Linked DNA regions of Homo sapiens: region 1 is linked to region 2. A link is a loop called in an ENCODE intact Hi-C map of the cell type or tissue named here. Cell type or tissue: tibial artery. All regions are shown on one strand. Links, peaks and the distances in the headings refer to the core of each region. The heading gives the core; the rest is flanking DNA.

Region 1 (5,374 bases), core at 143-5,142, 75 kb after region 2:
GAGCCCATCCCTCACTGACACACAAATCTCCTTCTTATTGCTTTTCTGTCCTGCAACTATTTATCTTCCCAGGATTTTTGTCCAACAACATTGTCTACAATTCTAATTCAACGGTCACCTTGGCAAAGGATTAATATACTGTAATGTCTAGCAAATGATCACCTCATAAACGTCTTCTGAAAAATTGTAATAAAGTGAAGACGCGTGATTTCCTTAGGTCAAGAGGAGCATACCTGGATTAATCATAAATGAGTATTCACACTGGCTTACAACAGCATAGAAAACAAGTTGAAATATATGTAGATAACATAAAGCATGACCACTGATTAATAAGATTGCTTTTATTAATCAAAATAAAACTGGGTACCCATCTGTAATCCCACCTACTAGGGAGGCTAAGGCAGGAGAATCTCTTGAACCCGGGAGGCAGAGGCTGTAGTGAACCGAGATCGCATCACTGCACTCCAGCCTGGGAGACAGAGTAAGACCTTGTCTCAAGAATAACAATAACAAACAAACCAACCCACAAAAAACTGGGCACCCATTTACATATACAAATAATTTGAGCATCATTTGTTTTAAAGAAAACATCTTTTGCTGTGCAAAAGCTCTTTAGTTTAATTAGATCCCATTTGTCAATTTTTGCTTTTGTTGCAACTGCTTTTGACGTTTTTGTCATGAAATCTTTGCCCGTGCCTATGTATGGTATTGCCTAGATTTTCTTCTAGGGTTTTATAGTTCGAGATTTTACATTTAAGTCTTTAATCCATCTTGAGTTAATTTCTGTGTAAGGTATAAGGAAGGGGTCAAGTTTCAATTTTTTGCATATAGCTAGCCAGTTCTCCCAATACTTTATGAAATAGGGAATCCTTCCCCCATTGTTTGTTTTTGTCAGGTCTGTTGAAGATCAGACGGTTGTAGACGTGCAGTCTTATTCCTGAGTCCCCATCAGAGTGAACAGACAACCTACGGAATGGGAGAAAAGTTTTGCAATCTATCCATCTGACAAAGGTCTAATATGCAGAGTCTACACGGAACCTAAACAAATTTACAAGAAAAAAACCAAACAACTCCATTAAAAAGTGGGCAAAGGACACAAACACACACTTCTCAAAAGAAGACATTTATGCAGCCAACAAACATATAAAAAGAAGCTCAACATCGCTGATCATTAGTGAAATGCAAATCAAAACCACAGTGAGATACCATCTCAAACCAGTCAGAATGGTGATTATTAAAGTCAAGAAACCACAGATGTTGGCAAGGCTGTGGAGAGATAGGGACGCTTTTACACTGTTGGTGGGAATGTAAATTAGTTCAACCATTGTGGATGACAGTGTGGCAATTTCTCAAAGACCTAGAGGAAGAAATAGCATTTGACCCAGCAATCCAATTACTGGGTATATACCCAAAGGAACATAAACCATTCTATTATAAAAATATATGCACACATATGTTCATTGCAGTGCTAGTCACAATAGCAAAGACATGGACTCAACCCAAATGCTAATCAATGATAGACTGGATAAAGAAAATGTAGTACATATATACCATGGAATACTACGAAAACATAAAAAGGAATGAGTTCATGTCCTTTGCAGGGACATCGATGAAGCTGGAAGCCATTACCCTCAGCAAACTAATGCAGGAACAGAAAACCAAACACCACATGTTCTCACTCGTAAGTGGGAGCTGAACAATGAGAACACATGGACACGGGGAGGGGCACACACACTGGGGCCTGTTGCGGGGGGTGTGGGGGAGGGAGAGCATCAGGAAAAATAGCTAATGCATGCTGGCCTTAATACTTAGGTGATGGGTTGACAGGTGCAGCAAACCACCATGGCATACGTTCACCTAAGTAACAAACCTGCACATCCTGCACATGGTCCCCGGAATTTAAAATAAAATAAAAATAAAAATAAAGTGATCTTAGAAGTCTACTATTACCTATACCAGTCTTGGTTCAAAATACGTCTTAAGTGTCCCTTTGGGAACTGCCTTAACAGTGGGTCTACAAGGCACATTAGAAAAGCAGTTTTATATGGTATAGTTACAGTGTTCTAAAATTTATTTTGCCCTAACAGCTTTATTAAGGTATATAATTAACATACAATAAAGAGATGGCATCCTATCTGTGCTCCTATGTAAACATATCATGTCCTTTTTCTCTGGCTACCTTTAACATTTTTGTTTATCACTGGTTTTGTGCTGTATGATTATGAAGGACCTCAGTGCAGTTTTTTTCATGTTTCTTTTGTTGGGATTTGTGGTGGTTAATACTGAATGTCAACTTGACTGGATTGAAGGATGCAAAGTATTGTTCCTGGGTGTGTCTGTGAGGGAGTTGCCAAAGGAGATCAACATTTGAGTCCGTGGACTGGGAGAAGCAGACCCACCCTCAGTCTGGGTGGTCAGCATCTAATCAGCTGCCAGTGTAAAAGCAGACATGGGAAGGGCAGACTTGCTGAGCCTTCTGGCCTCCATCTTCCTCCCATGCTAGATGCTTCCTGCCCTGGAACATCAGACTCCAAGTTCTTCAGCTTTTGAACTCTTGGACTTATACTAGTGATTTGCCAGGGGCTCTTGGGCCTTCGGCCACAGACTGAAGGCTGCACTATAGGCTTCCCTGCTTTTAAGGTTTTGGGACTCGGACTGGCTTCCTGGTTCCTCGGCTTGCAGACAGCCTATGGTGGGACTTCACCCTGTGACCATGTGAGTCAGTTCTCCTAATAAACTACCCTTCATATATTCATCTATCCTATTAGTTCTGTCCCTCTAGAGAATGCTGACTAATACAGGGTTTGTTGAGCTTCTTGGATATTTGTGTTCGTAGTTTTCATGAAATTTGGAAAAAAATGTTTAGCATTATTTCTTCAAATATCTTTTCTGTCCTCCCCTCCTTTTTGGGGACTCCAATTACACACATACATTAGGGCATTGGAAGTTGTCCTCCAGAACTGATTCTCTGTTAATTTTTTTAAAATTCTGTTTTTCTGTTTCATATTACATAGTCCCTATTGCTACGTCTTCAAGTTCACTAATCTTTTCTTTTACAATGTCTAATACGCCATTAATTATGTCAATGTAATTTTCATGACAGACATTATAGATTTCATCTTTAAGTTCAATCTGAGTGTCTTCTTTATATCTTCCTTCTACTTAACTTTCTTAACATACAGAATAAGGTTCTAAAAATTAGTTTAACATCTCTACTGCTAATTCTAACATCTGCATCAGTTCTGGGTTGATTTTGATTGGTTCTTTTTCTCTTGTTTAGGGGATATATTTTCCTGCTTCTTTGCAAGCTTGGTAATTTTTTATTGGATGCCATTAATTGTGAAATTTATCTTCTGGGGCAGTAGATATTTTTGTATTCCTGTACATACTCTTGAACTTCGTTTCTGGGACCCAGTTATGTTACTTGGAAGCAGCGGTACTTTTGGCTCCTCCTTTCGTGATTTGTTAGGCAGGTCTGGAGCAGCCAGTGCCCCTTCTAAGAGGCAAGACCCTTCCGAACACCCTACCAATGCCCTGTGGATTTTAATCTTTTCCAGTCTGGCTGGTGGAAACAGGCCACCTTCCCAGCCCTGTGTGAACATTCAGTACTGTTCCCTCTAATCCTTTTGGATGGTTGTTCCCCAGCCTTAGGTAGTTTCCTCCTGTGCTGATCAGCACTGCCCTGACTGCTCCAGGGGCACCTCTGCAGATCTCTGGAGCAATCACTGCAATTCTCCTCACCTCTGCCCTGCGTTCTCTTACCAGTCCGGCTGCCCTGAACTCTGTCCTCTAAGCTTAGGGAACTTGCTGGGCTCTGCCCGAATCCTGTCCCCATGCCTCATCCTGTTCAGTCTCCCAGCAGTGAGCTAGGGTACTCGAAGGGCTCACCTCATTTGTTTCCTGTATCTCAGAGGTTACTGTCCTCCGTTGCCTGACATCCAGTGTGTACTAAAAAACATATTTCCATATATTTTTGTTGTTGTTGTTGTTGTTTTGTCTTTTGGGCAGGAGGGCAAATCTGTCCCTGTCACTCCATCTTGGCTGGAAGTGGCTGTCTTAATGCTAGTGTTTAGTATCACTCAATGCGGCCATCAACTTGGCAAGGGTTGACTTTGGATTACTTTTTCTTATTTCAGGAAAATAAAATGGCAAAGATAAAGTTCTGTTACTAGCAAGCACAGTTACTAGTTTGTTTTCTCTGTTATCATTTACTGAGCACGTGCTATGTACCCTCCAAGTAGGCTGTGCTTTATGTACATTTTTCTTATTTTAATCTAACAAACTTATAAAACAAATACTATGAGTTTTATTTTATATAAGAGGAAACTGGAACTTAGAGAGTCAAATAACTTGCCCAAGGTTATACAACTAGCAGGTGACAGGGCTGAGTTGAAAACAAGTTTCTCCAATTCCAAAGACTGTTTTTATTCACTGCAGTTCTGAAGGCACTAAAGAGAAGATCCTGGGCCCCCAAAGTGTGTTTGAACAATGGTAGCATTGTTAAAATACATAATTCTCTGATGACTTGACAAAGCATAATGATGCCAATTACTCTCTTTTACTGATTCTACTATGCTACGGATTGTAAGAGGTACTATTATTTTATCTGTCCGTAAGAAGGAAAAAAATCTACCCATTAAACCACAGCATAGTGTTTTAGATGCCGTTAATTTTAGGGTGGATCTCAATTTTAGCATTGTTAAAAAAGAAACAATATGCATATTAAAATCAATAAAATGATACAGTATCATGTACTGGGTACTACTGTTGCTTTTGATTCTTTCAACAACCCTAAAAGGTAGTCATTGTGGTATGCATTTACAGAAGTAGAAACTGAGGCTCAGGCTCAAGGGTAGGTGACATGTCTAAGGTCACACTGCAGTAAATGGCAGTGCCAGACTTTTGCTACTTCTTATATGCTTGTCAAAAAAATCAGTCCTATTAAAATCAAACATATGCTTTTAATGGCATGTCAAGCCCATGTGTGTATACACACACGTCTGCACACATGTATATGCCTAGGTGCTCCCTAGGAGTTATATTTGCTTTAGTAGCATAGCAAGAGGTGGAAATAGGATAAATGAGTGTGTTGGCAGAATGACATTTCTCATCTGCCCACAATCTAGTGAATAAACAATTACGTCGTGAAGGTTACATAAACTTAGAAAAAGCTTATAGTATTTATTGCAGCAATAACCAAATTTTAAACTAGGACATACACCTGTCCAAATGAAAAGTACCTATTACTTTTATAGATTCCTACCTAGTTTTGTGCAGTAAGACCCAGAGCCAACCCTGCTTTGGAAGGTGTTTGTCTAACGTTCTTTGAGTAAGGAATGCTTCCTCACAATACCACAGAGGAGGGTGCCATTTC
Region 2 (5,374 bases), core at 179-5,178:
TGGCAGGCGCGCGGTGCCGGGGACGGGGACGGGGCGGGGGGCGCCGAGCCGGGAGAAGCGCCCTCGGGGCTCCGGCCGAGAAGCTCGGAGGAGCCCGCTCCCTCGCCCGGTCACCCCGCGTCTCCGCCTGGCGCCGCAGGGCCCCGCCGAGCTCTCACTTCCTCCTCGCTGGCCTCCTTTGTTGTGAAGACGCACGTGTGTTTAGGAGCGCAGCTGGGGTGGAAAGGTCAGAGGCACTTCATTGCTCACGGGTGACAGCTCGCCCCGCGCCGGCCCGCAGCCTCCAGGCGCGGGACCCGGAGCTGCGCGTTTGCAGGGCCACCCCCGGCCCACCCGCCTCGGCCTGGCCGCACCAGACCTGCCCGGGCCGGCGCTGCGGCCCCAGGCGGCCTCCCCGGCAGGGCTGCGTCCTCGCGCGGTGTGTGAGGTTTGCAGAGGCCACCAGTCGCTTGGCAGTGGCCGTGCGGGGAGTCGCTCGGCCTCAAGGATGCCAGAAGCCCTCGGGCGAGCTGCAGGCTCAGCGTGTTCCGAGCCCACGTGCCTGCGACTCTCCACTCTCCTTGGGTCTCGGCTTTGCGGCCCGGAGGAGGTGGCGGCCGCAGTCAGCCCCGGCCTAGGCCCAGGTCGGCAGTGGAAAGCTCGGCGGGCTTTTCTGCACCGTTCCCAGCGGCGGGAGCGAGCTGGGAAAGAGTCGACCCGCTCCCGGCTGGGGGCCCTGCCGAGTCTGGCCTGCCGAGGAGTGGGCCGAGAGCAGCCCCTGTCCTTCCTTGCGGGGCTCCAGTCCCAGCTGCAGGAGAGGAAGCGGGTACGGGGCGAAGCGCGGTGCTTCGGTTTCCGTGGCCAGCGAGGAGCCCCTGGCCCACAGGTCGAGAGTGTTTATAGGCGTGCGCGAGCAAAGCTTCTTAGCAACTTGCTTTACCCTCTTCTATTCGAATGTTTGAAAATTAGGCATGAAACACACATGTGTCTAAGAAGGTGTTTGTGTTAAACATACATGACGTAGTCATTTCTGCACTCGTTGCCTGTGCAAGTTTAGAAGCTATGTTGAGTGGAAGGAGAGAAGTTCTGCTCATTATTCGGATTTTAAAAACCACATCTAGGTAATGTCTCCTACTATCAGTACATTACCTTTTCGATTCTCACACCCGATTTAAGAAAACCAACTTCTGCCAACCTTATTTAACGTGGCACTACTTATTCCTTAGAGGTTTGCACGTTTGGTTTGTACTGTTTTAGGAATAAGGATAATTTTCCTGTGAAATATTCTAAGAAAAACTCCTTGATAGTTTAACTAATAGCCAGTACATTTTGAAATTAGCCTGTGACAGCAGTCCAGATCCATGGCGGGGAATCAGCTAATTTTTAAAATAGCCTCTGTAAAAAGCTTTAGGAGAGTAAGTATTTTGTCCTTTATGCAGAAATGGGCACATTTATTTTAATAGCAATTTATGCCACGACTACACAAATGCCAGCATGCCACATGCCATAGGCAGTCTTGCATTTGGCATGTTGCACGTGTGGGAGGGACCGGTGCTGACTTCTCCAGGGTTGTGTAGTTAGCAGACCTTTTTCTCCAGACTGAGTGCAAACAAGCATGCATTTTACAATTTATTATTCCACAAAATTTGTGTCATTAATAATCGATGCTTGCAAAGGAATAGGGCTCGATTGTACTGGTGGCCTGTAAGCTCCTGGCTGTTTCCTGCCGGGTCAGAAACAAGGGTCAGGAAACAAGAGTGCCTTATAGTCCTATTGGGCTCTCCCTAACTTTGATAGGCGAGGAAAGGACATAGGGCAGGGGTCTCCGTTTCTAAGGCGGAATGTCATTAGTTTTGTTCTTAATGGTGCAAAACCCAAGAGACTCTGAACCCTCTGCAGGTGGAGGCTGCCTGGACAGATTGCCCAGGAGGGACAAGAGGTATCCATACTTGATCAGGCCTCAGGCACCCACACCAGTGTTCTCTGAGGCTGTTAGTGGCACCCAAAGCAAGGCCAGTTGGAGTGACAGTTTCCCTCTACTCCTGCCCCACCTCTGAGAGCTCTGTGAGAGGGGCTCTCATTTGCGAGGCCACCCCCCCCTCCCCCAACCCCGGCCATTTGCTTCAGAGCTTAGCTCCGAGTCCCCTGCTCCTTGGGCCTGCCTGGTATTGCAGGGCCTTCTCCACTACAGGCATTTCATGGACAGTTCATGAAGCCATTAGCCCTTCCCACCCGTCATAAACAAATGTCGTGTTAGGGGCAAGATTGATGGTGGCCAAGTCATAAAGCTGGCCAGGCAGGACAGAATATGATTGTGTGCGGGCAGCCATTCTTCAGCCAAGCAGAGAGATTGGGGTGTAGGACCAAGAGACTGTGTCAGTCTTCCCCCCACCCATCTGAGGGGGGAGCTCAGGAGAGCTCCCGACAGGGAAGTTTAATTTATTCTGACAACGTCCACTTAGGCAGGAAGAGAAACCCACTGAGATTTGCCATGGGGCCCTAAATGCCAGCTTCAGAAAGCCCACTTTCTGAAATCTTCTATTTCCATTTATAACAAAGCCAAAAGTTTCCCTGCAAAGAGCTTTTATTATTGATGCTTTCCCTCCCACCTTAACCGAATGTCTTCCTTTGCAGCTGGGGCTCTGTCTTCTTGTCTGAAGCTTCCGAGGCCTTGATTTCCCACCCTCTTTTATCCCATCTCCCCCTTTTCGGTGGGAATGCATCATAACCATTAGGCTCTGTGCGTCTTTGTGTCTGTCTCTTCGTCTCTGTCACTTTTCCCCATCCTTTTCCCTTCCTGCCCCCACAGAAGGCTGTGGGGCCCCAAAGTTTCTCTGGGATGTCCCCACTCCGAGCCCAGCTCAGGGGCCTGCATGCCTGCCCTCCACTGCACCATCTGGGGGATGGGCCGGATGCAGCCCTGATGCGGAGCTTGCGCCCAGGCCTCAACAGACTTGGGGCCACACTGCAGCCGGACAGGCAGGTTCCAGGTCCTAGTCGGCTGGGAAAGAAACAATACTTAAGTAAATGAATTCCAGCTCCAAAACCCATTTAGGAAAATGAAAGCAGCTTCTCCACGAACCTTCTCAACGTGATTACGACTGGAAAATTGAGCAAAATGTACCATATCTACCTTATTGGAAACCAAAGTACGACGCGGGGAGCGTACGGCTCAATTTAAGACCTTTGTTGTGCTCCTTTCCCATCTTACCCTGGCCCCAAAGAGACCCTCTGGTTTATATTACTTTTTTGGTTGTTTACTTGATTTTTTCCCTCACTGATTTCAAATTTGCAGCATATTGAGCGTATTACGGGAGATGCAGTAGGATCTGGAATTTCCTTGCACATAGACCTGGCCCTGTCTTGGAGAAGGCTGGAGCTCACACAGGGAGACACAGCCAGAGAGAAGAGGCTGGGTCTGTGTGGTCCTCGGGGAGGGCTTGGAATTGCTCCCAGCTCAGAATCTCCCTGCCTGGGGTTGGGAGGGTGACCTGGCAAGCCTCAATGGGGCTTCTCCCGGGCCCCCTCCTGGTCCAGAGGATGCCTCCCTTTCTCCAAAGAGCATCTTCTTTCTCTGGCGTGTCCGTGGGCCCCTCCAAGCCCACTGGTCCCCATGGGTGTCATTAGGACTTGACGGGCCCACCCTCTCCTGCAGCTGCCACTGCAGGCCGCTCCTACTGAGGGGACTCAGTGGGCTGCTCCTTGGCCCCCTAAGTCAACACAGCTTGGTGCTACTTGGGTGGGCATGGGAGAGCAATTTGTGAGCCCAGCAAGTGAGCATCAGAGCGGGAGCCAGGACCAGGCAGTGAGGCCTCTGGCTTGACCCAAGTGGTGGGACCCCAGGCAGGGCCTAGAGAGGCGGAGGAGGCTCCAGGGAGGGGCTCCAGCGGGGTGGTTATGTGGTTCCCTGTACTCAAGGTTGGGAAAGGAAGGAGTTTTTTGGAGAGCTTTGAGGACGACTTAGATCCCGAGATGGGGGAGAGGGAGATGGAAAGAGAGGGGGAGGGAAGACGTGGAGAGAGGGACATCCCCCCTCCCATTACCTACCCCGGGGAAAAAGCAGGAAAACCAACACATTTAGCGCCATTAACTCTTAAGGCCTCCACATTTCCTTCGGTATAAAAGCAGGTCATTGGTCCCGGAGGCTGTGCCGGGGCTCGTCAAAGGCTACAAACAAACCGGACGGGTGGGAAGCACGTTTCAGCGGCGACTGGATTTTTAAAAATCTGCTGGTAGAGTGAAAACAAAAATTGTCCTCCAAGTTGGCAAAATCGGCGTCCCAGACGGTGCGCAGGAGGGCCCTGCGAGGCCTGTCCCCGGAGCCCCGCGCCAGTCCTGTAGGCCCGGCTGGGTCCGCAGCCCGGTGTTCCACTCGTGGGTCGGGCCCGGCTGCGGGGTCTTTCCGCAGCCGGGACACCCAGGACAGCAGCGGCTGGGGAGCCGGGGCCAGGGGCTTCCTTGCAATTCCAATGATTTTTATTATTATCACTCGCAAAGGACAAACGCGGCCAAGGCCGGGCCTCACAGTGGCTGTGCTGGTCATCGCGTGGAGGAGTGTGCGCTAACCCAGGGGCGAGGGGGGCGCGCCCGGTGTCCCGGGGAGAGCTTAGAAGGAAGACGCCCCACCGTGGTCCCTACAGTCAGGGACAGTCTGGGTGCTAGAAATTCCCAGAGAGAACTCGAGGGGCTGATGTCCTGGGTCACCAGTCCCTGGTGCCTGTGGGGCTTCCTGCGCGCCCACCCCCATCCCCCTCCCCCCTCTCAGGTTCGACGGATTCTCCCGGAGGCTTAGGACAGTGATTTACAGTAAGTGGTGACAGTGGAATAACGTGACAGTCCGCTGCATTTGCCAGCTGGCTCCTGGGCAGGCCTACCCGCCGGGCCCGACCCCAGAGTCGAGTCCTCGGAGCCGCCGGGTAAAGCCCCCTCCCCCGCCCCGGTGCAGCCCCGCGTTCCCCGCGCCCGGCGCTGCCGGGGAAAAGTGGCACAACAGGAAAGCCTCGCCAGAGGGCCCTTCCCAGTCGGCTTCCTCGCCATAAAAAGCCAGACTCCAGCCGAGGTCCTGACCCCTTCCAAATATACGTTCCCTTGCCCGCGGCCCGCCACTCCCGCCCGGGCCTCGGGCTGTGCAGCTTCCTCCTAGGCCTGCCCGGGCCCATGCCTCCCCCGAAGCGGCGGGAGTCGGTGCAGCCTCAACTTCTACTGCGTGTCCCAGGTCGCCAACCAGCTTTGCTCGCGTGCCGTTGGCCCGGAGGCTGCCGCGCCAGTCTCTGCGTGCGCCTGAGCGCGCTGGAGCATTTGCGAGGCCAGGGCTGCCGACGGCGAGAGGATACTTTGAGGAACACGGTGCTTCAGTCCCGCCCCCGCTCTCCGCCCGAGCTGGAGGTTGGGGCGC

Evidence for each region. Peaks named below come from ENCODE experiments on the same cell type or tissue, not always from the same donor. Only the 100,000 strongest peaks of a DNase experiment are listed, where the experiment ranks them.
Region 1: it touches region 2 in a loop (4-fold over the local background); 35 of 110 quality-filtered maps call a loop at or near these places.

Annotation. Positions count from the first base shown.
Region 1 is chr6:1,689,609-1,694,982 of GRCh38, forward strand. The region is part of intron 9 of GMDS (GDP-mannose 4,6-dehydratase); the gene reads right to left. Among named protein-coding and RNA genes, the nearest start is that of FOXC1, 82 kb to the left of the region's middle. In tibial artery, for the core only: no CTCF peak of the experiment used is centred there; no DNase peak of the experiment used is centred there; H3K27ac peaks cover 1,316 bases.
Region 2 is chr6:1,614,741-1,620,114 of GRCh38, forward strand. No RefSeq gene overlaps it. Among named protein-coding and RNA genes, the nearest start is that of FOXC1, 7.5 kb to the left of the region's middle. RefSeq lists enhancers at 1-121, 3,869-4,731. In tibial artery, for the core only: no CTCF peak of the experiment used is centred there; no DNase peak of the experiment used is centred there; H3K4me3 peaks cover 5,000 bases; H3K27ac peaks cover 5,000 bases.